Regions from separate parts of the Mus musculus genome. Here all the other regions are linked to region 1. The links are chromatin loops, found by intact Hi-C in ENCODE. Cell type or tissue: left cerebral cortex. All regions are shown on one strand.

Evidence for each region. Hi-C counts contacts between places; a loop is a spot of excess contacts. Peaks named below come from ENCODE experiments on the same cell type or tissue, not always from the same donor. Only the 100,000 strongest peaks of a DNase experiment are listed, where the experiment ranks them.
Region 2: a loop joins it to region 1, with 5 times the contacts of the local background. A loop is called at or near these places in 2 of 42 quality-filtered maps.
Region 3: a loop joins it to region 1, with 10 times the contacts of the local background. A loop is called at or near these places in 37 of 42 quality-filtered maps.

Annotation. Positions count from the first base shown.
Region 1 is chr3:109,167,482-109,175,481 of GRCm38, forward strand. Slc25a24 (solute carrier family 25 (mitochondrial carrier, phosphate carrier), member 24) reads left to right here. Exons shown (of 10, transcript NM_172685.3): 10 at 1-928. Among named protein-coding and RNA genes, the nearest start is that of Slc25a24, 48 kb to the left of the region's middle. In left cerebral cortex, a CTCF peak has its summit at 4,045 (motif pointing right); DNase peaks (open chromatin) are centred at 4,063 and 5,807; H3K4me3 peaks cover 241 bases; H3K27ac peaks cover 195 bases.
Region 2 is chr3:109,269,001-109,277,000 of GRCm38, forward strand. No RefSeq gene overlaps it. Among named protein-coding and RNA genes, the nearest start is that of Vav3, 68 kb to the right of the region's middle. In left cerebral cortex, a CTCF peak has its summit at 4,359; DNase peaks (open chromatin) are centred at 3,860, 4,234 and 4,634; H3K27ac peaks cover 585 bases.
Region 3 is chr3:109,488,099-109,496,098 of GRCm38, forward strand. Vav3 (vav 3 oncogene) reads left to right here. Exons shown (of 27, transcript NM_020505.2): 3 at 6,680-6,738. Among named protein-coding and RNA genes, the nearest start is that of Vav3, 150 kb to the left of the region's middle. In left cerebral cortex, a CTCF peak has its summit at 3,682 (motif pointing left); a DNase peak (open chromatin) is centred at 3,665.

The sequences.
Region 1 (8,000 bases):
CTTCAATAGTAGTATATATTCATCTACCTGTTTTAATGAAAGGCTCAATCTGCATAATATTCATCTACATATTCACTTGCCTCAAGATTTAGGAAGATGACAGAAAATTTGTAATATCAAGAGCATTTCCTTTTTTTAAACTAAAGCTGATTTTGTAGTCTTTTATGATTTATTTTAAAACTTAGAAAAATATTATTTTTTCTATAAGAAGATGTTTGATAGTCTTAGCCTGGCAATATTGGCACATGCCTTTAGTTCTAGCACTCAGGAGGCAGAGGTGGGCATATCTCTGAGTTTGAGGCCAGCCTGGTCTACAGAGAGAGTTCCAGGGCAGCTAGGGGCACACAGAGAAACCCTGTCTCCAAAACAAAACAACCCCAACCAAACAAAAAAGATAGTTTTAATGTTTTAAGATTTAGTCCATATACTCATTTGGTTTCTGGTAATTTCTATATAGTTGCTTTCTGAAAAGTCTAGTGAAAATCTTTACCTTTAAACCTACCTACCTCTTTTTTTTTTTGAACCAAAGAGAAAGATGGCCTGTGTTTATGAAACTTATTCTAAAACACAGCTTGGTTTGTACTACGGATGCCTGCATTGTCTTGGTATTTTTGTACTATATAAAGAAAGGAGGGGACTCTGCTTCATCTTCGGGGTTATTGTATTTTGGAGTAATACCTAGAATGACAATATTAAGGTACATGATTCACACCTTTTTTAAAATGTGTAACAATTATGGAAATGCATATTACTGTTAATGTCTTTGGAATTTTAAGTTGATAAAAACTATGAAAATGGCCATACTTCATTATGAAATTGAATCGTCTCCCAGTGAACATGTGTAAGGTATGACTGATTTATCTGTACATCTTGTATCTTTTTTGGGGAAAAAACCCTCCTATTGAACACAGCTTATTCTGATATTGCTACATAGTCACTGCTCATTTGTATTAAATATATTTGTCTGTTTTTAAAATGGCTTGTTTTCTAATTGTCCTAGCTCCTCTCTGTTGCTGTGACAAAACACTCTCAAGCAAATCAACTTAGGGAGGAAAGGGCTATTTCACCTTATGGGATACCGTCTGTCACTGAGAGAAGTCAGAGCAGGAAGAAACAGGAACCATGTGGGCTCTTTCCATTTGCAAATGGTAGTGAAGACAGCTGCCCACAGACATGCCCACAGGGACTACCAGAGACATGCCCACAGGCAATACCTCAGTTGAGACTCTTTGCTTTGACAGTTGACAGAACTAATTAGGACACTCATTTTGAAAAGAATTTATAAATAATACATTTTTTTCTTTTTTGGTGTCATGCATTTATAACACCAACGCGGGTTTGAAACAATATACTTTACAGACTGGTTCCCGAGAGTCTTTCTCAACCTTTTGCCTTTCCTGAGCTGCTATGGGTACTGTGCATTTGGGTACAAGGCACTGTTTCACATGGTACTCAACGCCTGACCTTAAGAGCAAGGATTATAGCCCAAGGGGTTTCCAGGACCAAGAAAATTACAAGGTTGCAAGATTAGCATGGCACATCTTGGAAGGGAGGGGTGTTTTTTTTACCTTAAAATTATGGGAAACAGAACACCAGTAAGTTTACTTGTGAGTAATTGAGTAAAGTTTTCTGATACAAATTATAGAATCTGATTCATAAAAATGAAACAAGAGTGTGGAGATGAATGGACACAAGCCTTACTAATATTGGAAAGAGCAAAGAGGCAGGGGTAGTGGCCATAAGAAGAAGGGACATGAAGGAGGCCAGGCCAATGCTGATGGCTGGTGGGAAGTGAGCCCAGAGGCAGGTAGTCATGGAAGATGAGGGAAGGCTTCAGGAAGGCGATTAGCTATACAGTTCTCCTTTTCTACTTCCTGGTTCTACAGATGTTCCTTAAACAAGATCTAAATGTCTTTACACTGGGGTTGTAATGGGAAATGGTGGGTAAAGGCCTGTTTCTGATAAACATGTTTCCATTGCAGACAGAATAGGTCCCTACTCTTCGGGTCCCCCTGTCTGCCTGTTCCCTGGGTAGTCTCTCCATCTCTAGGAAGAAGGTAAAATTTTAAAGAGAATTAATTTAGAGACATTAAAATCTACACCTTTCCCTACAAATCACAGAGACTCTCACTTGTAGATTTTCACGGGGCTATAGCTGTTCCTGCTGATTGCTTTGGGTCTACCCTCACTCAGTTCTTTTTTCCTCACACAAAGTTTGCCATATTGGGAAAAAGTTTTTCATTCACTTCTTCTAAGTTTGGCCTTATCCTGTTTTGTGTTGACACCCATGAAGACAATAACAAACAAGTAGTGTTATTTTGTCATTCATGAGGGTGGAGTTGGAATGGAACTATTGAAGGGTTTTGAGGCATTCTGAGATACCCTTCAAACCAAGCCTGTCACAGACTCATGGCATTTTCTAGACATCCCTGTCTTCCAATGAGTTACCCATGTCTCAGAGCAGGTTAGTCTGAGTTCTATCTATAAGTGTTCTCCCCTGTAGACATACATCCCTCAGCCAGTCGATGTTATCTTGAAACAGGTGCCCACAGGAATCTTGGTGTGCGACATTGTCATGCAAGCAACTTAAATCTGTCAGGAGACTCCTATATCACTTAACAACCGAAGCAGTGGGCGGGGGATCCTGGCCTCTCTGGACAGCAGTCACTGTCCACATTGGTCAATGCCAAGAAACCTTTTACACCAGTATCCATGTATCTGATTCAGCCATTGTGCTATGCTTAGAATGGGCTCTATTGAGATGACACAGGGCTAGAACCTGGCAATCTGTCTCCTTTGCTATCACTGGGTTTCCCCCTTTCCTCTGTGATGTTGAGAGATTTCCTTTGCTCGCTTCTCTGGGACCCTGACATCTACTCTACTGGGAGTGTATGTGTTCCTGAAGACAAAAGAGCCTTCCACTGAAAATGACTTCTGTTCCCACATTCACACGTCACAGAGGGGAGGGAATGCTAACTCGTCGTCGTGGCTGGAGATGAGAGAGATGGGAACATAGAGATACCAAATCTCAGACTGTCTCTAGGTTGCTGCACTGTGTCTCAGGATGAAACCTCTGTTGCCACACGGCAGGGAGCTCCGCACTCAGAAGGGGTCCTTACTAGCATTTGTTTAACATAAGCAACAGACCATTCTATCCACAGAGTGTCCAAATCCCCCGGCATCCCTGGTGTGTGGCGATGTGATGTCACAGCAGATAGCTCGATAGACAGCGTCCAGGTAGAAGAGCCAATGGAGGAAGAGTCCGCCCCCACCCACAACCCATCTATTAGAGTTGCAACTAGGAAGCAAACCTAGAATTGGGAAGGATGCTTCTGGACTGTGCTATCAAAGATATACGGTGCCTGTATCTCTTTTAATAGAAATTAATAGCAATCATTTAGTACAAGCTGGAAAAATACCACAAATGAAATGAGAAGAAATCAGGAACAGCCACGTGGGCTCTAGCTCTGACGTCATCAATTGCATGGGACTGTATCAGTCATCTCCAAAAGACGATCTGCATTATTTATTACATGGATGTGAAGAGTTAGAAAATGCTCTTTGCGTGGGAGTTTGCAACATGTATGTTACTTTCATCATCACGCCAGAGGCTAAGTATACTCCGTACCTCACACTGTTTCTGTTCAGAGTGGGAAAAAAAAAAAGCACCCAGGATACACAGGTTGCTGTCAAATAAAAACACTCCACTTTACACGACAGCGCTTCACCAGGAGGCTTCAACGTGGTGGTACTGTGCTGTTTCCATTAGTAGAAAAGAATATTTTGTGACTTGGCTTTGAATGCCACCACCACCTGGTGGTGTACTATTTATTCTATTAATCTACCCAGCATCAACAGAAGTTTGGACCGTGAAGCCCTGTTATATTTGGCTGTAGAACCACATATTTTTTAAAAGCTTGTTATTTAAAAGCAACAATCAGTCATTGTACATATTTATGGGGCCCAATGTGGACTCCACAGTTATTTCTTGAGGCCAGTAAGGGTTTGTTCACTGCACGTAACATCAGTGGCCTCTGTGTTCCACTAGGTGGCAGACGTCTCTCAGCGAGCGCCGGAGCCGTTTGGTACCTGGGAAAGGACAAAGCCTTCCAACTTTTGCTTTTTCCCTTTGCTATGACCTGGAAAATCACTGGGCTACCTTGGAGGCCGAATTTAGATTTCCTGCTCAAACCACCGTTACCCTATTTAGAGGAGTGAAATTAGGGTCAGCCTGTTACCATTCCAGGAGAGGAGACGACAGAGAAGCCTTTCATGGGCTCCTCTGAAGAGAAGGGCTTGTTCTTGCTTTTAACGATATTTTCCCCAAACCAGAAAGATGCCATATTTTAAAAGTGAAATTAAACACGATTGAAAGAACAAACAAGGCTGCTGATGTAGTGAGCTGTGGGTACACGTTCACAACCTGGCAAATATTGCTGGGATATTTATGTGGGTAAATATTTTTTTCATTTCCCAAAATCAGTTGAGAAGTGTCATTGTAACTCAAGCTTATGACACCAGTGTGGAAATAAAAATAAATTAAGCAATTAATAACATGCTCCCAAAATTTATTTTTTTCTGATCATTTTTTTTGGGGGGGTGGGATGGGGTTTTCGTTTTTTTCTACAGGAGTTGTAAGCATTGATTTTGTGGCATACTCTGGTCGATATGTTTTACAAGAAATAAGAATTGAGGGGCTGGGGATGGCTCAGTTGATAAAGTGCCTACTGTGTGAGTATGAGGACTTGAGACCCCAGCACCCAGGCGCAGCTGTCCAATGCTAGACATGGGCAGGTCTCTAGGCTTGCTGGCCAGCCAGTTTAGCTGAATCCCGGGGCTCCAGGTTCAGTGAGAGACTCACTCAAAAACTAAGGTGCAGAGCAATTGAGGAAGACATCCAGTGTTGACTTCTGGCCTCCATGCACATGTGCGCACACACCAAGTGCATACACACCCCGTGCTCCCATACCTACAGGGAAATAAAAAAGGGGTTTCTCCATAATAGATTCTTGCTGTGTTCCTGGAACACTAAGCTCAGTAGAGGAATTCATTTGGAAAATCACGCAACTCAAATTGCATCCTGTCGTTAACCTGGGATTCCTTTTGGTTCAAGAAACAAGTAGAAAAAGATATTCTGGTAGCTAGGTGTGGAGGGACAGGCTGAAGCACAAGTACTTGGGAATTGGAGACAGAGAGATTAAGAATTCAAGGTCATTTTTGGCTAGGTAGCAAGTTTGAGGCCAACCTGTGATACAAAACAGTATCAACTAATGACAGTAACAGACAAGTGAACAAACAGACAGAAACACCCAATAAACCCTTTTGCTTCCACCACAGATGTTTTGATCAGAGGGGGGGACCCTCCCTCCCCCCCCCCCCAGAAATTAGGACGTGAAGGAGAAATGTCAGACCAGGGTGACCACTCAGGTTTCTTACGAAGCTCCCTTCTGAAGACAGGGATGGAAGAAGGGTGTGTGGAGGAAGGTGTAGGTGCAGGCTGTCTCTTCCTTCTTCCTCTCATTCTCCTGTTGTTTTGATTTTTAACTGTAAGGCCTGGGGATTAGACCTAGGGCCTTGTGCCTGTCTGGCAAGCAGTCTACCACTGAGCTACTGCCCCATGCATCCCCCCCCCCCCACAAACCCCCATTCCCCGACCTTGACCCCTGATCCCTTCTCTCTCTTTCTCTCTGGACTCACTACAGAGATTAGCCTGGCCTGGTGCCTGCAGGTTGTTTAACCTCCTTAGCCTTGCCCTGTGTTTTCAGTTTCAGTTCACAGGAAAAAAAAAAAGAAAGCTGTGCTTTAAATGGAAATACCCAGCCCAGTGAGAGCTGAGAGTGTGAGCTTCTCTGTAGTGGGAAGATAGTCTCAGCAAAAGAGCAATGTTTAAAAGTTCTAAAAGACTTTAATCAATGTGAGAAATCAAAGATTAGACAAGATTCAAGTGATGGCTCAAAAAGAGGCTAGGGTATGCTTATATACATCCCAGTTTTAATACGTTTTATTTATTTATTTATTTATTTATTTATATTTATTTTTATTAGGTATTTTCTTTATTTACATTTCCAATGCTATCCTAAAAGTCCCCCATACCCTCTCCCCCACTCCCCTACCCACCCACTCCCACTTCTTGGCCCTGCCGTTCCCCTGTACTGAGGCATATAAAGTTTGCACGACCAATGGGCCTCTCTTTCCACTGATGGCCAACTAGGCCATCTTCTGATACATATGCAGCTAGAGACACGAGCTCTGGGGGGGGGGGTACTGGTTAGTTCATATTGTTGTTCCACCTATAGGGTTGCAGACCCCTTTAGCTCCTTGGGTACTTTCTCTAGCTTGTTTTATTTGTTTTAATATTGGAATATTGTCTTTGTGTATGATACCCAAACGGTTTAACATTTAAATGTTGATTAATACTAGTTATTTTTAACTTCCTAGCACAGCGGTTTGGAAACTTGACCACACAAGAACTACCTGGAGTGGTTTTAAAAACAACAACGACAACTGGTAGCATTTTGTTTAAGTTCGGCCCCAGTTACCTGGCAATGGCCAGGTATGCCTGACTCACTATAAAAGGGGCTGCTTTCCCCTCCTCTGCTCTCTCTCCTCCTCCTCCTCTTCCTCTTCTTCCTCCTCCTCCTTCTCCTTTTCCTCCTCCTCCTTCTCCTCTTCCTCCCCCTCCTTCTTCTTCTTCTTCTTCTTCTCTCTCTCTCTCTCTCTCTCTCTCTCTCTCTCTCTCTCTCTGTCTCTACTACCCTCTCAACTCCCCTCCCCATGCCCTGAATCAACTCTATTCTATAATACACTGTTGTGTGGCTGGTCCCTCGGAAAGAAGGGATGCCTCAGTATGGGCCCTTGGAGGCACCTGCTTCCCCCATACCTGACTACTCCTCCATCAAACATATTCCCTTTCTCTTTTTATGAACACAACAACAACAACAACAACAACAGCAACAACAACAACAACAACAACATCTAGCCAAGGTAGCCTAGGGAATGCTCAATCGAACACCCAATTAAATATCCAATCCAATGCTCAAGCCTCATGTGTCAGCACCCTACTCCAATGTTCTGGGATTATTGGCAAGTGACAACACACCCAGCTGGTAGCAGGCGGCTTGGCTTTTAAAACTATTTACTCTTACCCCAGGGCAAAGAGATCTGAGGGTGGAAGAGAACCTGATGCCCCAGGTGATTCTGGTGTTGAGCCTCGGAGGAGAGTCCTTGAAAATTGCTTTTTCTCTAAACGTTGTGTGCAACGTTTTTTTTTATATTTGTAGTTTGGATCAAATAACTGTAAATGAAGTATGGTGTTTTCCAGTGCCCTTTTAGGCAGCAGACTGGTTAGATAGGGGACGAGCAACTGTTGAGTTAAGAGTGAGTCTAGGCTTTTGGCCCAAGAAAGAATGAAAAAGTTGCCTGTCATGCAGATGGAGAAGCAGTGTGACTAACATGGTTAGAGCAGAGACCCCTAGTTTTGGATATAAAAAAAACTGAGGCTGAAACCAATCTGGGCTACATAGCTGACTCTTCTTTTTCTTCTTCTACTTTTTTTTTTTTTTTAATGGCACCTCCAGGTGGTTCTTATGCAATCAAGTTTGGAGCCGCTGTGTTAGGGACTGGAAACAAAACAAAACAAAACAAAACAACCAAAACACAAAAAACAAAACAAAACAAACAAATAAAAAACCATGGTAGAAATCATTACAAATTCAGGTCAACATTTCAGGCCAGCAGTTGTGGATTTCTAAATGCATCATTTGGCAGTCATGAGCATCTAAATGCTATTTAAAGCCATGAAGTCAGACGATCCCCTAAGGAGTAAGTAGAGGTGGTAGGTAAGGATGATGATTGAGAGGTCCTAGGAGGTGAGAGAGTGGAGGAGAGGGAGTTAGGTGAAGAGGGGCAGCTAGCAGGTGAGGCATCTTTCCCTCCAGATGAGGACAGAGAACAAGTCTGCCCCACCTTCCCCCCGCTCTGTGGCTCTGCTATGAGAAGAT
Region 2 (8,000 bases), 100 kb after region 1:
AAACACACTATTACAAGCATACATCCCAGGGCTCCCATTAGCCCTGAGGCAAGGGATCAGTGCAACTACCATTCACCCCACATAACAACCATACATATAAGGGGCACTGCCCAAGGTGGAAGGGAATCAGGAACACTCCTACAAAAAGGAAGGGGGGGGTCCATCTAGGTTGGGAGGGTATAGTGCCATTGCCCTTGGATATAATGGCAGGCCACACCCCTCAAATCCAGGTAGCATTAGCTTTAGTAGATACAGCTGAACACAATCACCCATCTGTGAAATATTTTGAATCATCTGAAAACACAGCAATCCCCTTAGCTGAAGCAGCATAGAAAAAAGGCAATTGTAGCGAAGCATTAGATGTAAAGAATTGAGGAAATACTTGAATGCGCCAACGGCATGGGTTTCAGGAACACAGAGCTCTTCAGTTCTCACTAGCGGGAGCATTCTCAGCCACAGGAACATCCACGTCCTCATAGCTCTGCTTGCCCTGATCAGCCGTTCTGGGACCCACAGTGGTTGTCGGTGATCCTGGGGAAACACAAACAGACCCTCTCCCCCAAACCAACTGAGAGCGCTCTTCTCTCACCTGATTCAGCACCTCATTACCTCTCTGGAGCTCTGCGCCACATCTTTGTCTTCTATGCAATTTCTCACTAACTTCCAGACTGGCAAATCCCCTTTTGTTAAAACCCTTTGTTCCTCTGCAAACCTCAAGTCCCAATGGTGCTTGGTGCAACTTGTCCCAAACCCGTGAACCTTAACTTGTCCCAAAGCCAGGAACCTTAACTTGTCCCAAAACCGGGAACGTTATCGTTACTTTGTGCCTGCTTTATCGCCTCTATTTTATCCGAGGTCCTTCCCATACTCCTGGGGTCGTAAGTTTCACTTACCGTGAACTTACCCTGCCGGCAAACACTGACTGCTGAAAGTTCTGAACTCGTTGGTGGGGGACCGTACGGGCCACCAATTGTCGCGTCTGCTCTCGACCAGCAAGAACAACTCGACCACCAGTCCTTCTAACAACAGTTTATTCAGCAAACTTCAGTCTTCATCTCTCTCGCTTCAACTTTCTCTCATCTTTTTCTTTCTTCCATCTTTCTCTCTCTCTGACCCGGGCCTCTCACTCTTATATACTCTCAGTCCCCATCCACTCACAGCAGGTCACGTAACCTCACCAGGCACGCAGCTTCAGCTAATCAGGGCAGTAGGGGCATGTCTCCACCAAAATGGATTTGCCAGTACCCTGGTGCACCTGCGCAGCTCTCACAATGGTTGTGGCTTATTTTCAGATGTATGAGGAAGTCAGGTGCAAGTCATAAGACTTAGCTGCAGTCCCTGGCACCTTCTTGGGACTGCTGCCACACCCGCTCCTCACACCTCTCCTCTTCCTTATTTTATTTATTTCCTCTCAGTTTTGCTTAGAGGCTCTTTGATCATCATTCTTAATACAAGTCAAGCCTGCCTGGCTCTGTTCATTATCAATAGCTATGTTCATTATCAATATAGCAAAGCCTGCGCTGATCATGCAGTTCCCTTCAAAGTGAAAATGGCTTACAGAATAGGGCATGCACATTTAGGCAGATAGAGTTTGCTCAAAGCATTTTAAAAATTGAAAAAAAAAAAATAGACAAGTCATCATATCCCATGATTAATAACATCTAAACATGGCTGTTAAAAATAGGCTCAAATGTTGTAAAACAGAGTAGCACACCAAAACCATTAAGCTTATTTTTTTAAATGACTAAGTTTTATGAATTGCTGATGAGTTTGCTAGAATATCCACAATTTCAGTCAATTTCTCATTTCTTCACTCTTGCCTGAAGCATCAACTGTACTTGGTGGAGAAGGATGAGAGCTAAAGATCCTGCTCAGCAATGCCCAGTTCCCTATACCTGCCAAAAAGCCTAGAGTTGAAAGGAGCCTGATAACCTGATACAAGTGACCTGAAGCCTGCTACAATTGTCTGACACGAGGCTCTTGGGAGGATGGTAATAAACCTAGTTGGCAGGCTGCCACTTTCCTGGAAATGGAGCATGGGAATAGAAAATGTAAAGGGAGATTAGGAAGAAAACCACAACCACAAGTCCTCTTTGTTGTTTTCATGTTGTTCAGAAAGCAGAGTGGGGGGTGGGGGCACACAGAGATGGGAGAAAACCTCACCTGGTCTATAGAGCAAATATTCATAGGACGTTTCCCTGGATTGAAACACATTGCTGTATTTTCAATAGATGATCTCTCTCTCTCTCTCTCTCTCTCTCTCTTCCTCTCTTTCTCTCTCATCCTCTCTCCCTCCCTTCCTTCCTCTGTACCTTTTTCTCCTTCCTTCCTTCCTTCCTTCCTTCCTTCCTTCCTTCCTTCCCTCTATCCCAGTGTCTCCTGAATTTACTGATGGTTGAGACCTTTATACTCTATTGGTCCTTAGTATTTCAGATAATATTTAATATATAACAAGACAAACTACACGTAAGGACATGATATTTTAATCATCTCCCTAATGACAAATGGGGTTTTATGTCATTACAAAAATTGGTGAGACAAATAGGGCAGATGTTTTTCCATCCTCCCTCCCATTCTATAGTTAAGGAATCTGAGATCTAGGGTTTTATTTTCTCAATGTTAAAAACATAATGGAATCAAATCTCATGATTCCCCAGATGGAAGTACTTGGTTTTTCTATTGCTAAGTATCTCTTCACACAGACTTTCATCTCATTGATAAGAATTTGATCATATGAACTCTTTCCATGACCACAGATGTTTCTGCCATAGAGTAAGATGTATAAATGGGCAGGTTCTCTTTCTGTGAATGACAGTGGTATGAACTATAATGAACATGTCAAATGTATAGCAGGGGCAGGCAACTACAAAGATAGAGCAGAGAATACGTTTATTCATGATTTGCTCAGTCTTTATTTCAGGTTTTAGGTAGATGAGGGAGGAACTATGAAATAACTTAATGGGTTCTCTTGGAGACATGTGATCAAGGAGCCATATTGGGGCCTAGCAAACACAGAAGTGGATGCTCACAGTCAGCTAATGAATGGATCACAGGGCTCCCAATGGAGGAGCTAGAGAAAGTAGCCAAGGAGCTAAAGGGATCTGCAACCCTATAGGCGGAACAACATTATGAACTAACCAGTACCCCGGAGCTCTTGACTCTAGCTGCATATGTATCAAAAGATGGCCTAGTCGGCCATCACTGGAAAGAGAGGCCCATTGGACTTGCAAACTTTATATGCCCCAGTACAGGGGAACGCCAGGGCCAAAAAGGGGGAGTGGGTGGGTAGGGGAGTGGGGGTGGGTGGGTATGGGGGACTTTTGGTATAGCATTGGAAATGTAAATGAGCTAAATACCTAATAAAAAATGGAAAAAAAGAAATATTGAGGCTATAGCAATTCATTGTCTATGGAAGAACTGAGAAAGACTATGATATAAGGAGAGGGGTCTACCAGGCATGTACATAGAATGGAATTAAGATACACACAGTGGGTCTGCAGTGTGGTGTATGCTATAGGGAGGTAAAACTGGATAAGTGTGGTGTATGATATAGGGAGGTAAACCTGGACAAGGACCAGCTTGTAAGGTCTTTCTAGACCAAGCTAAGGAATTTGCATTTTATCCTTTAGAGGAACCATCAGAGGATTGTAAATAGGTAAGTTGACTTATATAGGAAGAGCCTACAAAATGGTTATTTGATTTAAGCTTTTTGGAACTCAATGTAACTCTCTTGAAAATAAATTTTCACACAGTTGGAGCAATAGCTCTGACACTTTAATTTGTACCAGAATTACCTGTGGAGATTGACAGAAATATACAGAATGTTAGATAACATCAAATTGACTGGCATCGTTGGGGAATTTGCATATCTCTCAAGAGTCTTCAGAGGATGTCTAAGGTGATCATCTAGGGTCACATTTGAGAAGTGCATGAATGTTTTGGTGAAGGTTGTGGAAGAAGAATTCTAATTTATCACTAACAAATTCAGCACAAAATTTGTTTATTCTGTCAGTGGGATTACAATGAAAAATTTTCCTTCTTCCTCTTTCTTTTCCTTTTCCTTTTCCTCTTCCTCTTTTATTCTTTTAAAATCTGAACAAAGGGAGGTAACTGTCATCTGCTCTGGTGGAAAAATAATGTATTCACAAGGCTCTAGGCTCACTGCTCTACAAAGCCAGCTGGTCGCCATGACTCACCCTCAGAATGCATTTTCACATCCTAGGGGGTGTTGGGGCAAACAGCTGGCCCTCTTTGAGCTCACATCTTGGAAACCTTCCACTGTTCTTATTCCATAAATACAGACCAGTAGCTTAGCTAGGATTTCCATAAACTGTAAGATTTTTCACTAAAATTCTGTGGTGTTAGTGCAATCCTAGTGGGAGGAAGTATGTAGCAATCTGAGCTATGACTGAGAATCATCTGACAATTAATTGGGTGGAAATAAAAAGCTGGGAGCTGAGTAATAAATGAGATACAGTCCAGAGAGGGGTACTGGCTCCTATCACGGGGATTTGTTGTAAAGTAGTCTTGCTAAAACTCATTCTCTAGACCCCTGCTATACAGGGTATGGAATTCTTTGTCTCCATTGCAGACAGTATCTGAATATGTCAACAATGGTTTCAGATGAGTCTTCCAACATCAGCTGTGACTCACCCTTTCTGACCTTCAGTCCGCACTCTCATTGCAGGGAGTCTGTTTCATGAAAGATTCATGGAGAAGATTACTCCAGGGCAACGCACACAGAATGAACGATGCTGCTTTGATGTGTTAAGCTATCTTCCTTCCTTAAAGATTGCCAGGCAAAAAATAGCCATTAAAAAAAAAAAGCATTCTTAGGAAGGATGCTCGCTTGATTGGCACCAGTACTTAAATATGCATGGCAGACCTGAGATCTTTCTTCTTGTAAGTAGCAATAAAACAGTGTTCCCTGATAAATCCTGCAAAAGCATTGACATGGTCTGAGTGCTCTACTTGCAATACAGGGAGCAATGCCATCGCTCACCTGAATTACTGAAGCCCGCTAATATGTGCATGCCTCTCGTTGCTGTGTTTGCACTCCAGTTTCTTTAGAGCAGGGGTTTTCAACTGTCATGCAAGGCTTGAACCCATCATAGGCACAAAACTAAATATTTACTCCACAGATGAGAATAATCTGGACTATAACCAAACATTAGTAGTAATAGTACTGGTAGCAGCAGTAGCAGCAGCCATCCAACCCTTCCTACACTTGACACTCCTCTCAACACTTAACAATAATGCATTTAATGCTCACAAGAAACTTTACAAAATACATTGTTGTCTGTGCCATGTTCAGATAGGGAAACTGAAGTACCAAAGAGAGGGAACTTGCCTACCAACCCAGGAACTGTAAGTGGTGGCTGGGCTTCAGGACTCATGTTCTTGATAAAGTGCTAGCGTGATATAAATGCGCTCCCATCTTTTGCTTGCTCAGACACTTCTGCCTGTCCTTTATTCTCCGGTTTAAGTTTCTTCTTTTCTGCAGGCCTTTGTGCTTTTGTTCTAACAACTCCTGCAAGAAGTTGCTGCTTTGTCTGTGCTCTAGAACCTTCTCACATACACCGGGATAGTAACCACACTGTTGATATTTGCGGACGCACCCATTGTTCTGCTAGTTAATGAGAGCACGTGCTGTTATTTCTTTGTCTCTATGAGGCATAAAGAGCTAGAGACCATCTATAATTCCTATTGTTGTGCTGAGATAGCTGTTGCCTAACTCTTGGAAGATTTATAGATACATGCATTTACCCCAGATAGAGCACTTATAGACCAAAGAAATGATTCTGTCTGAATCCAGCATGGTGAATTATTGATCCTGCTGTGGTTATTTATAAGAGCTTGGATAAGAAGTTACTTACAAGAACACGTGTGAGTCTTGGGCAGCTACATCACTGATAAACTCCCACTCAGAAGGGATGATGACCTATGAGAGCTGTCTCATTGGAGACCCCCCAATCAACCTTCTCCTCCTCTTATACTGTACCTTCCCCTCACCTTTACCTGCACCCCCAACTGAGGCAGGGCCATGCGATGGATGTGCAGCTGGAGGGAAGGAGGAAGTGTCTGCAATCTAAGGTGGGGATCTGATGAGCTTCCTTCTGTGACAGTGGTTCTCAATCTCCCAAATGCAGTGACTGCTTAAAAAGTTCCTCCTGTCATAGTAGTATGCTCTGCCCCACCATAAAAAATTTTCATCATTACTTCATAAATGTAATTTTGCTACTGTTATGAATCATAGTACAAATGTTTGAGATTCAGGTTATCTGATTTGGGGTTGTGACCCACAAATTGAGAACCATTTTTCTATGAGACTATGTTTATAGGCATTATTTACCTTTTTGGGTAATCACAGTTGCACTGATGTCAAGATGGCAACAGAAATACACACACACACACAAAACGCAGTTCCACTACAGTGTATGTCTTAGTCAGGGTCTCTATTCCTGCACAAACATCATGACCAAGAAGCAAGCTGGGGAGGAAAGGGTTTATTCGGCTTACACTTCCATGCTGCTGTTCATCACCAAAGGAAGTCAGGACTGGAACTCAAGCAGGTCAGGAAGCAGGAGCTGATGCAGAGGCCATGGAGGGATGTTCCTTACTAGCTTGCCTCCCCTGGCTTGCTCAGCCTGCTCTCTTATAGAACCCAAGACTACCAGCCCAGAGATGGTCCCACCCACAAGGGGCCTTTCCCCCTTGATCACTAATTGAGAAAATGCCTTAGAGTTGGATCTCATGGAGGCATTTCCTCAACTGAAGCTCCTTTCTCTGTGATAACCCCAGCTGTGTCAAGTTGACACAAAACTAGCCAGTACAATTGACCCCTTGTCAACTTGACACACAAACACATTACTAGTAAGCCTCAACCCTTACATTCTTATTCATCCCCAAGATCTAAATAACTTTAAAAGTCCCACAGTCTTTACATATTCTTAAATTTTCAATCTTTTTAAAATATCCATCTCTTTTAAAATCCAAAGTCTTTTTACAATTAAAAGTCTCTTAACTGTGGGCTCCACTAAAACAGTTTCTTCCTTCAAGAGGGAAAATATCAGGGCACAGTCACAATCAAAAGCAAAAGTCAATCTCCAACCGTCCAATGTCTGGGATCCAACTTATGATCTTCTGGGCTCCTCCAAGGGCTTGGGTCACTTCTCCAGCCATGCCCTTTGTAGCACACGTGTCATCCTCTAGGCTCCAGATGCCTGTACTCCACTGCTGCTGCTGCTCTTGGTGGTCATCTCATGGTACTGGCATCTCCAAAACACTGCATGACCCCTTCAGTCCTGGGCCATCAATTGCAACTGAGGCTGCACTTTCACCAATGGCCTTCCATGGCCTCTCACAGTGCCAAGCCTCAGCTGCTCTGCTCAACTCCTTCATGCCTTCAAAACCAGTACCACCTGGGTGACCCTTACACATTACCAAGTCCAGCCACAGCACAAGGTACAACTTTGGCTATATCTGGAACACAGCCACTGTGCTCTCAGAAAACACTTCCCAGAAGATGTCACCTCAATGATATGATGCTGGTCTCTTCTTAATTACCGCTAATTTCTTAGCTCCAGCTAACCAGCATCAATAGTCCCAGTAATGCAAAGTTTTTGCTTTAGTAGTTCTGGTATCTTGTTAATCACAGCTGATTCTTCAGCCCCAGCTAACCAGAACTACAGAATCTTCACAATCAAAACAGCAATGGCCCTGAAAAGAGTCTTTAATTTTCCCTCTGAAATTTCACAAGCCAGGCCTCCATCTTCTGCACTGTTCTCAACATTATCTTCCAAGCTCCTACAAAACATCTGACAGAGCTCTTAACAACGAATGGATCTTCAAGCCCAAAGTTCCAAAGTCCTTCCACAGACCTCCCCAAAACATGGTCAGGTTGTCGCAGGAATACCCCACTCTGCTGGTACCAATTTGTCTTAGTCAGGGTCTCTATTCCTGCACAAACATCATGACCAAGAAGCAAGCTGGGGAGGAAA
Region 3 (8,000 bases), 320 kb after region 1:
GATTGACAAGGCTTAAACATGGGGAAGGCTTCTGGAAAAATCTTTTGATTGTCCAGCTATTGGAGGGAGGAGAGTGGGGCTTGGAGGGTCACAGAGAGAGGAGATAGGTTCTAAGGGAAGGCGCTTCTCTTTAGGAGTCAGTGGAGGTCTAGGGCCATGGCTGGCGAGGCAGTGGGCAGAACCGTAGCTGCACAGAAGCATCTCCTGAGACAAGATTGCTTCATCTTACCTGCACAACAGACTTGGGTTGCACATACGAAAGGGAGCCAAGTTACTGTTCCATGTCCACTAAGTGCGAGGTGGATGCTGAATTTGAACGAAGAAAGTCTTCCTCCCAATCTGCTTACAGACTGTGTGCCTAGGGCACACTCTTCCTAAAGGAGGTAGTTACCCTTGATAAGTTCAATTTTGGTGGTTCAAAAAGGAAAAATACTTTTTATCTGTGACTGTCCCTGAAGTCAGTACATGATGTAAATTAGACCCATTAAAGCTTTACAAACGCACCATTCTCAAGAACAATGGAAACCCGTTTCCTGTGGTTTATAATCTGGATCAGAATGGATGCTTCTCTCTCTCCTCTGGCTATTATTTCTTTGCTTGGTCCATGGAGATGAGGCCAGGAGTGGTTTTTTTTCTCCAGTGTTCAAGGAAATCTCTGAAACATGTGGCTGGAAGTGACGTTGAGCTGCAGTGTATTCTAATGGGGTAATTTACTGTGTGAAATTGGAATGGCAAAGGAAATTAATGTAATGAGTTCTTTTGATTTCCTAGGAGACTGAAGGTGAAATATATTGCTAATCTGCAACTCACCATCTGGCTGGGTTTTGAACTGGGCCTCGTTGTCAAGAATCTGGAGTTAAGGGTAGCATTTAGTTCCCTTGGCTGCCTTTAGATCACAGCTGGCCTCTCTTTCAGTGCCAGTGCTTTTGTGTGAATCTCCCAGAGCAACACCCCGAAGCCCCTGTTCCCAGTTACCTCTTTTAGACCCTGTGTTTGTCTCTATTCCATAGGGCATTCGCTCTGAGCCTGCAGGGGCCTTGATGCCACACCTGGGTCTCAGGCCACAGCTGCTCACTTGAGCTGTGGGGCTTTGACACTCTATAGCCCTTGTAAGCCACTAAGTTAATTTTGCACTCATGGACCAAACCTGAAATCCCTGATTGCCCCTGCATAGCTAACCCCTCTGCAAAAGTCACTGCTCCAGGAATTCTTATTCAAACCAGCTATTAGATCAGAGAGAGAATACTTTAGAAAAATCAGGAAGGTACATTCACAAATAGTACTTGTTTTTGGTTGCTATGCATGTTGGACCCCATGGTTTCTTTTAGCTATTTGTATTCTAGATTACTATGTCTCTCTTAACTCAAGACCATCCAAGAGCTTCGTCAGTTGCTCCTGCAGAAATGGCTTGTTGCTTCAGTTGCAAGTTACAACAGTGACACTAATGTGCCAGTAAGTAAAGAGTGCTATCTCCTGAAGAGAATAGTTTAAAAATTGGAGCTTGTCTCTATTCAGTATTGCATTTTGCTTCGTGTAATAGTTATTAAAGTGACAAACTGACTGGTCAAGTAGCTCTGGCCAATGAAGAGTCGTTGTCAAACAGAAGAAGGGGCAGGGACCTCATCTGCTGTTTTGCTGGCTTTAGGGTTGAGAATCTGGGCACCTCTTTCCCTACTGTTAACTTTTCACATGAGGCCCTTATTAACGTCTTCATTACTTGTGCTAGGCTAGCCCTTTACACATTCTTGCCTGTGTAATCCAGGATCTTCACAGTGATGTTTGTAGGGCAAATATTCCTCTTTCACTCACGGGGCCAGCAGAATAGTTTATGTCCAGTGACTCTTATGAGAATCAAAGCAGGAGAAAGCAGTTTGGGTCACCTGTCCTGACTGTTCTTTATTGCTGGAAAGCAAAGTCATTATCAGTGGAATGCCTGGCTGCGTTCTCACAAGAGTGTCTAAGTTCATGTAAGCAGTTTAAAGAACGCCCCTCTTTCTTTCTCTCCTGGACAGGTACCCACTTTACCATCCTTCCGGCAACAGAACCCGCATGTAACTGAGTGTGCGTTTGGTGAGGATGCTGAGTGCTGACTTGGTATCAGAGCGTCATAGCTACTTACTCATGGGGATAATGGCAAAATCACTAGACTCTTGATGTATGCTGGAGTGTCACACGGCATTAAGATGAATAAAGTGCATTTATGCATGATGGCACGGCTGTGATTGATGGCTAGTGACAAAGCATGACCCTGCACACTTTAGAAAAATCTTAGAAAGGTTTTAAAAACAGCTTTATAATAGTCCTCTCTATTTTTGAGGCAGGATCCTACTTCATAATCTATACTCCTTTACAACTGATTAGCTTAAAAAAAAACAACCTTGAGTTCTTTTGAGAAAAAAAAATTAGAAACTGATTTTGAAAATGTTATAGAACTGATAAGTGCCAGGACAGGACTATAGCCACCGTCTAAGAGAGGACACATGAGATTCAGGTTGGGATGGGAGCAGAACACAGAGAGAAGGCACCTTGGGCTCCAGCTGCCTTGTGGAACTCTGGTGACACTTGAGCAGAGCTGCCTGGTGCTTTGATCTCTGGTTTCCAGTTGTGCATCTGAGTGGACACTCCTTCATTACCTAGTCTGAGCCTGCTGTCCCTCCTGAGCCCGCATGGTGGTCAGCCAGGGCGCCCAAGGACATCTCACCTCTTATGGTCTCACCGTGGCTGTCTCAGAGCACTCTTGGACCATTGAGAAAATCCCTGTGTGACTGACTTTTGGCTATTGTCTGCTCCCCATGGCTTCCTGTCCCCTCTGTTCACCCTTTCACTAATGCCATTCATTAGCCCTGTTCTCTGCTCGCCTATGTTCTCACTGACCCTGTTGCTTCTGGGATGCAATCTCCAGTTTAAAGTGGTAATGAGAAGCCGTGCCTACTTCTCTCACCTTCCTCACACAGTAGGTCTAATTAATGTCAGCCCAAATAAAATCTTGACTTCTTTACACACGTGTTTCCTTTCCCGTGGGGATAGAGGATGTGGGCAGGAAAGGTTGGTCAGGACGGGGAGTCACAGTAGCTCGCTGTTGCTAAGTCCTTACTGCCTTACCCACCTTTCTGGAAACTGACGTCCACAATCTCTTGTTTTGAAGTATCCATTTAAAAATCAACATATTTCATGGAACATAGGCTTTTTAGTGTCTTTCGGTATTTTTTTTGTTGTTGTTGTTTTATTTTATTTTATAAATATTCTTGTCTGTATGCTTCAGAAGGGCAGGGAATTCATAGAGGGGATTTGAGGATCTGGCATTGATCTGTGTCTTTGTCTGTTCACAGTCTGTAAACATCGTCTTTATAGAATAGATGTTGTTCTAAAAATACCACATTGACCAAGCAGCCTTTATTTGTTTTGACTAAATTTAGTATTAGTATTAGAATGATGAAGAGAACAGACATAAAAGTGAAGGGTCTTGCAGCTACTCATTGTAAGATCACCATGCAGTCTTCCCACCCTTCTGTCCCATGAATTTAGCTGTATTATCTTCTAGTATTGAATATAATAAATGACCACCATTAAATCATAGGAGTTGCTTAAACCAAATTTTCAAAGCATGATTAAAGGTAATGCTTAAAGCAGACCTAAGGTAATAGACTATCGTTTGGCTCCCTCTAGTGGTGCATGTTTACATGACAAGTCAAGCTGTATGATTTCTGTCATCTGGGTTTTCCAGCTCCAGGGGGAAAGGGACATGGGCGGGGAAAGACTGTAGTTATTCTCAGTGTTGACAGATCAAAGACAGAAAGTGAAGTATTTTGTAAATCAACAGTTGTCATACAATTATCTCCAAAGAACAAAATAAATTGCCATTAAGATGCACATTAAAGTAGCAGGAATAATATTTTATTGCTGTGTTGTTTTTCTTGCTAAGAGGGCCTAAGACCACAGCATACAACACAACCAGAAGCAGGGTGTTCTCTGGGGTTCTGTAGCACTGACTCATCCCAATGGTGTGTGTCTCAAACCCTACTTTAGCCAGAGGTCTGAGGACTACTTATTCCAGATGTTTTTAAAAAACTAGACTTTTCACTTAGAAACACATAATTTTGGCATCTTCAAATATCAGTAATTTTTATTTCCTAGTGTTTCAGCAGGAGGTTAGGGTTAAACCGCAGAGTTTTGGAGCCACTAGCTTTGCTCCCCTGGTCTCCAGGTCGCTTGCTTCACTTTACCCCTAGGAACCATTAAAAGCATCCCCTCTGTCCTTATGCTCTTGTTAAAAATGATGAAGCCGTGTTTGGTTTATTTTTAAGTTAACAAGTCTATATACATGTCATGTAGAACATGCTGTTTTGAGCTAACTGTGCACTGTGGAGTGTTTAGACAGAACCGACTGATGTGTGTCTACTCTACTTCATTTTTTTTAATGCTACCATGCCACGCCTATTCTTTTCACAATTTTCAAGAATCCAAGAATTCACAGGAGATTGCTATTTATAGTCAATATGTAATTACAATTTCCCATGTAGTTAATTTTATTTTCTATAATAAAACTTCACAAACATTTGATGGACATTCTCACCCCACCCCCGCCAATAACTTAACGCGGAAGTTAATTAGCTGTTCTTATTTATGTTTTATAGAGGTGGGTTCACCTGAGTGAACAAGGCTCCCAATGGGCTCCCTCCTGAGCCAGGAGTTTGGAGACCCCATTTATGGGACTGGTACCCCGCAGAGGCTCATTTGAGGGATGGAGATCCTTGCTCACGCTTCTGTCCTGGGGCTGAGGCTTTTTAGAGGACACTACCTCAATCCAGACAGATGCATCTTCCCCCATTGCCGTTCTTACTCAAAAAGAATCACATAGCAGATCCTCCTTTGCTGCGCTTGATTTTGAGAGTTTGAGCCATCATGTTTATCATTAAAAAAATGCAGTTAATGAGAAAATGAATTCTGGATCTAGATGGTTTCCTCAGTGAGTTTCTGCCAAACGATTGAAATGAAAGAGGAGTGAGATTACTAAATACAGATGCTAAAACTGTCAGCAGAGCACGCTTGGACTTAGGTACTGAAATACATAATCGAAAGTAATTTAGAGCAGAAAAGTTCTTGAAAGCACTAAGCAATTTCTTTTAGTGATTATAAAGAATTGCTACCTTTGAACCATTTATTTCACATGTACTGTGTTATTTCATCCTTACAATAATCTAATGATCATTAGCTATTCTTTGAAGACCTATCTAGAGGAAGAAGCCAACACTAGCGAGTTTAGGCAGTTGCTTAGAATTAGCTGGCTAATGAATGTGAAACCCGGATTTGATCTTGCGTGATCAGGCTAAGAACTGGCACGCTCAACCATTTTGCTGCTCAGTGATGCCTGCTGAGCTGTGGAAATATGTGATATCTGTGTGGCCCAAAACGTGACAGAAACGGTGATGACTGAGTGCCTAGAGCCAGGCCAGGTCAGCCATGGAAATACAATGTATGAGTTTTTTTTTTTTTTTAATTTTATTAGGTATTTTCTTCATTTACATTTCCAATGCTATCCCAAAAGTCCCCCATACCCCCCCCCACTTCCCTACCCACCCACTCCCACTTCTTAGTCCTGGCGTTCCCCTGTACTGAGGCATATAAAGTTTGCATGACCAATGGGCCTTTCTTTCCAGTGATAGCCAACTAGGCCATCTTTTGATACATATGCAGCTAGAGACACAAGCTCCGGGGGTACTGGTTAGTTCATATTGTTGTTCCACCTATAGGGTTGCAGTTCCCTTTAGCTCCTTGGGTACTTTCTCTAGCTCCTCCATTGGGAGCCCTGTGATCCATCCAATAGCTGACTGTGAGCATTCACTTCTGTGTTTGCTAGGCCCCAGCATAGTCTCCCAAGAGACAGCTATATCAGGGTCCTTTCAGCAAAATCTTGCTAGTGTATGCAATGGCTGATTATGGGATGGATCCCCGGATATGGCAGTCTCTAGATGGTCCATCTTTTCGTCTCAGCTCCAAACTTTGTCTCTGTAACTCCTTCTATGGGTGTTTTGTTCCCAATTCTAAGAAGGGGCAAAGTGTCCACACTTTGGTCTTTGTTCTTCCCAAGCTTCATGTGTTTCGCAAATTGTATCTTATATCTTGGGTATTCTAAGTTTCTGAGCTAATATCCACTTATCAGTGAGTACATATCATGTGAGTTCTTTTGTGATTGGGTTACCTCACTCAGGATGATGTCTTCCAGGTCCATCCATTTGCTTAGGAATCTCATAAATTCATTTTTTTAATAGCTGAGTAGTACTCCATTGTGTAAATTTTTTAAAAACAAATTTTAAGTTAAATAGCTTCACATATCTAGCGAGTACTAATTGAGGAATACAGATTTATTTGATTTTTAAGATATTCCAGTATAAGGTACAAAATATATGGGGTTAATGTGTTTAACTCTCCACTTTACTGGGAGGGGACTGTCACTCGCCTGTATTAGTAATCTGAATTAAGTCATAAAATTAACAGAAAAGAAACACAGGCACTGTCTGAGCTTTTAAGCTTCCCAGTCATGACTCTTCCCATTTTGCACTTTTGGAACCTATACATTTATATTTTCATCATTGTTAATATTGAATGGGAAAGCTGTTGCTTTTGAGGCAAGTGTTGAACTTTATTAAGTACAATAAACATTTTCTTCTTTTCCCCCCAGGTTATAGAAACATTATCTCGGCTATCCCGAACACCAATAGCATTGGCCACAGGAATCAGGTCAGTCTGAGCCTCTGTGTTTCCCGTCTCCCGTGTAGTTCAGTGCAATGTCATTTCCTGAATGGTTATTGTTTGCAAAGCTCTTTGTGCTTAGTACTTTAAGTGTCACATGCACATTTGAGATTTATTGAGCAATTAAGAACTTATTATTCATAGAACTGAGTGAGGCTCAACATTGTGCTCAGTTTTCTGGTGACTGTCACTGGTTATGGCTCTCTCTAAAAAATTCCTCAGCATTTCTATATGTATAATTCATTAAGATAAATGCAAATGTTTTAATACATAAATATTTAAAAATATAATGTGTTTGCTTCCTGTAGAAGAGACCAGAACAATAACTCACAACTTTTATGAGTTTAAGGAACAATCAGACAAGCATTAAATGATAGATACACAAAGATGTGTGTTAAAGATTGGGTAAGATATGGAAAACTCAGAAGTAGTTTGTTTGTCTATGTCATCTCTGTGCAGTGGTAAGCCTGAAAGTAGAGATATGTCTGTTGTTTACGATTTTTCTTAGATTTTTGCCCTCAAGTAGGAGCAGTCTGTAAAAAACATAAGAAACGGGAAATAAGGAAGATATAGCCAGGCCACCTGGAGATAGAAGTGTTGGTTCATACCTGATTTCTTCAAGGGTTTGCCTTCTCGTCTCCATGTATGATAGGGCTTTGTCTCTGCCTTTTGGCTTCATGTTTTTGTGCCAAGGTCACATCATATTCTGAGGGTGGGAATCCAAGTGTGTCTCCAAGGAGTGTTCAACGCTGGCTCGGGGCCCAGATCCTGGATGCACCGCAGTGGTCTCAGGGAGGACATCCTGCAGACCCTTTCTCAGAAATGCGCCATGAGTTTATCAGTTTTCCGTAGAAATAGTTTGTCAGCTGGCTGACTCTTCAGTTCCTTCTAATATGCTCTTCGATGGGGAGTAGCCGTCCATATCTGTATATATGTTGTGTCATTGTATTTAAGGAGTAGATTTTGAAACAGACATGGCCTGCTTTGTATGTATTTGGTTCTCAAAGTATACCTTTCACAATTTTTTTCCTTTTAAAATTATCTTGTCATTATTAAAGTACTGTATGTACTGTAATAATGTAGGTCCCTGTGCTATCTTAAGTATTAAATTAATTAATAATATATTCAAAGTTAAAATGGTTTTAAATAATAAAAATATAACAAAAAGTATGTCTTCCAATGAAACTCTTTAGTTTTAGTTTGATGGATCTTTTTATAAACATGAAAGAAGCATGCTTAATATCAAAGAG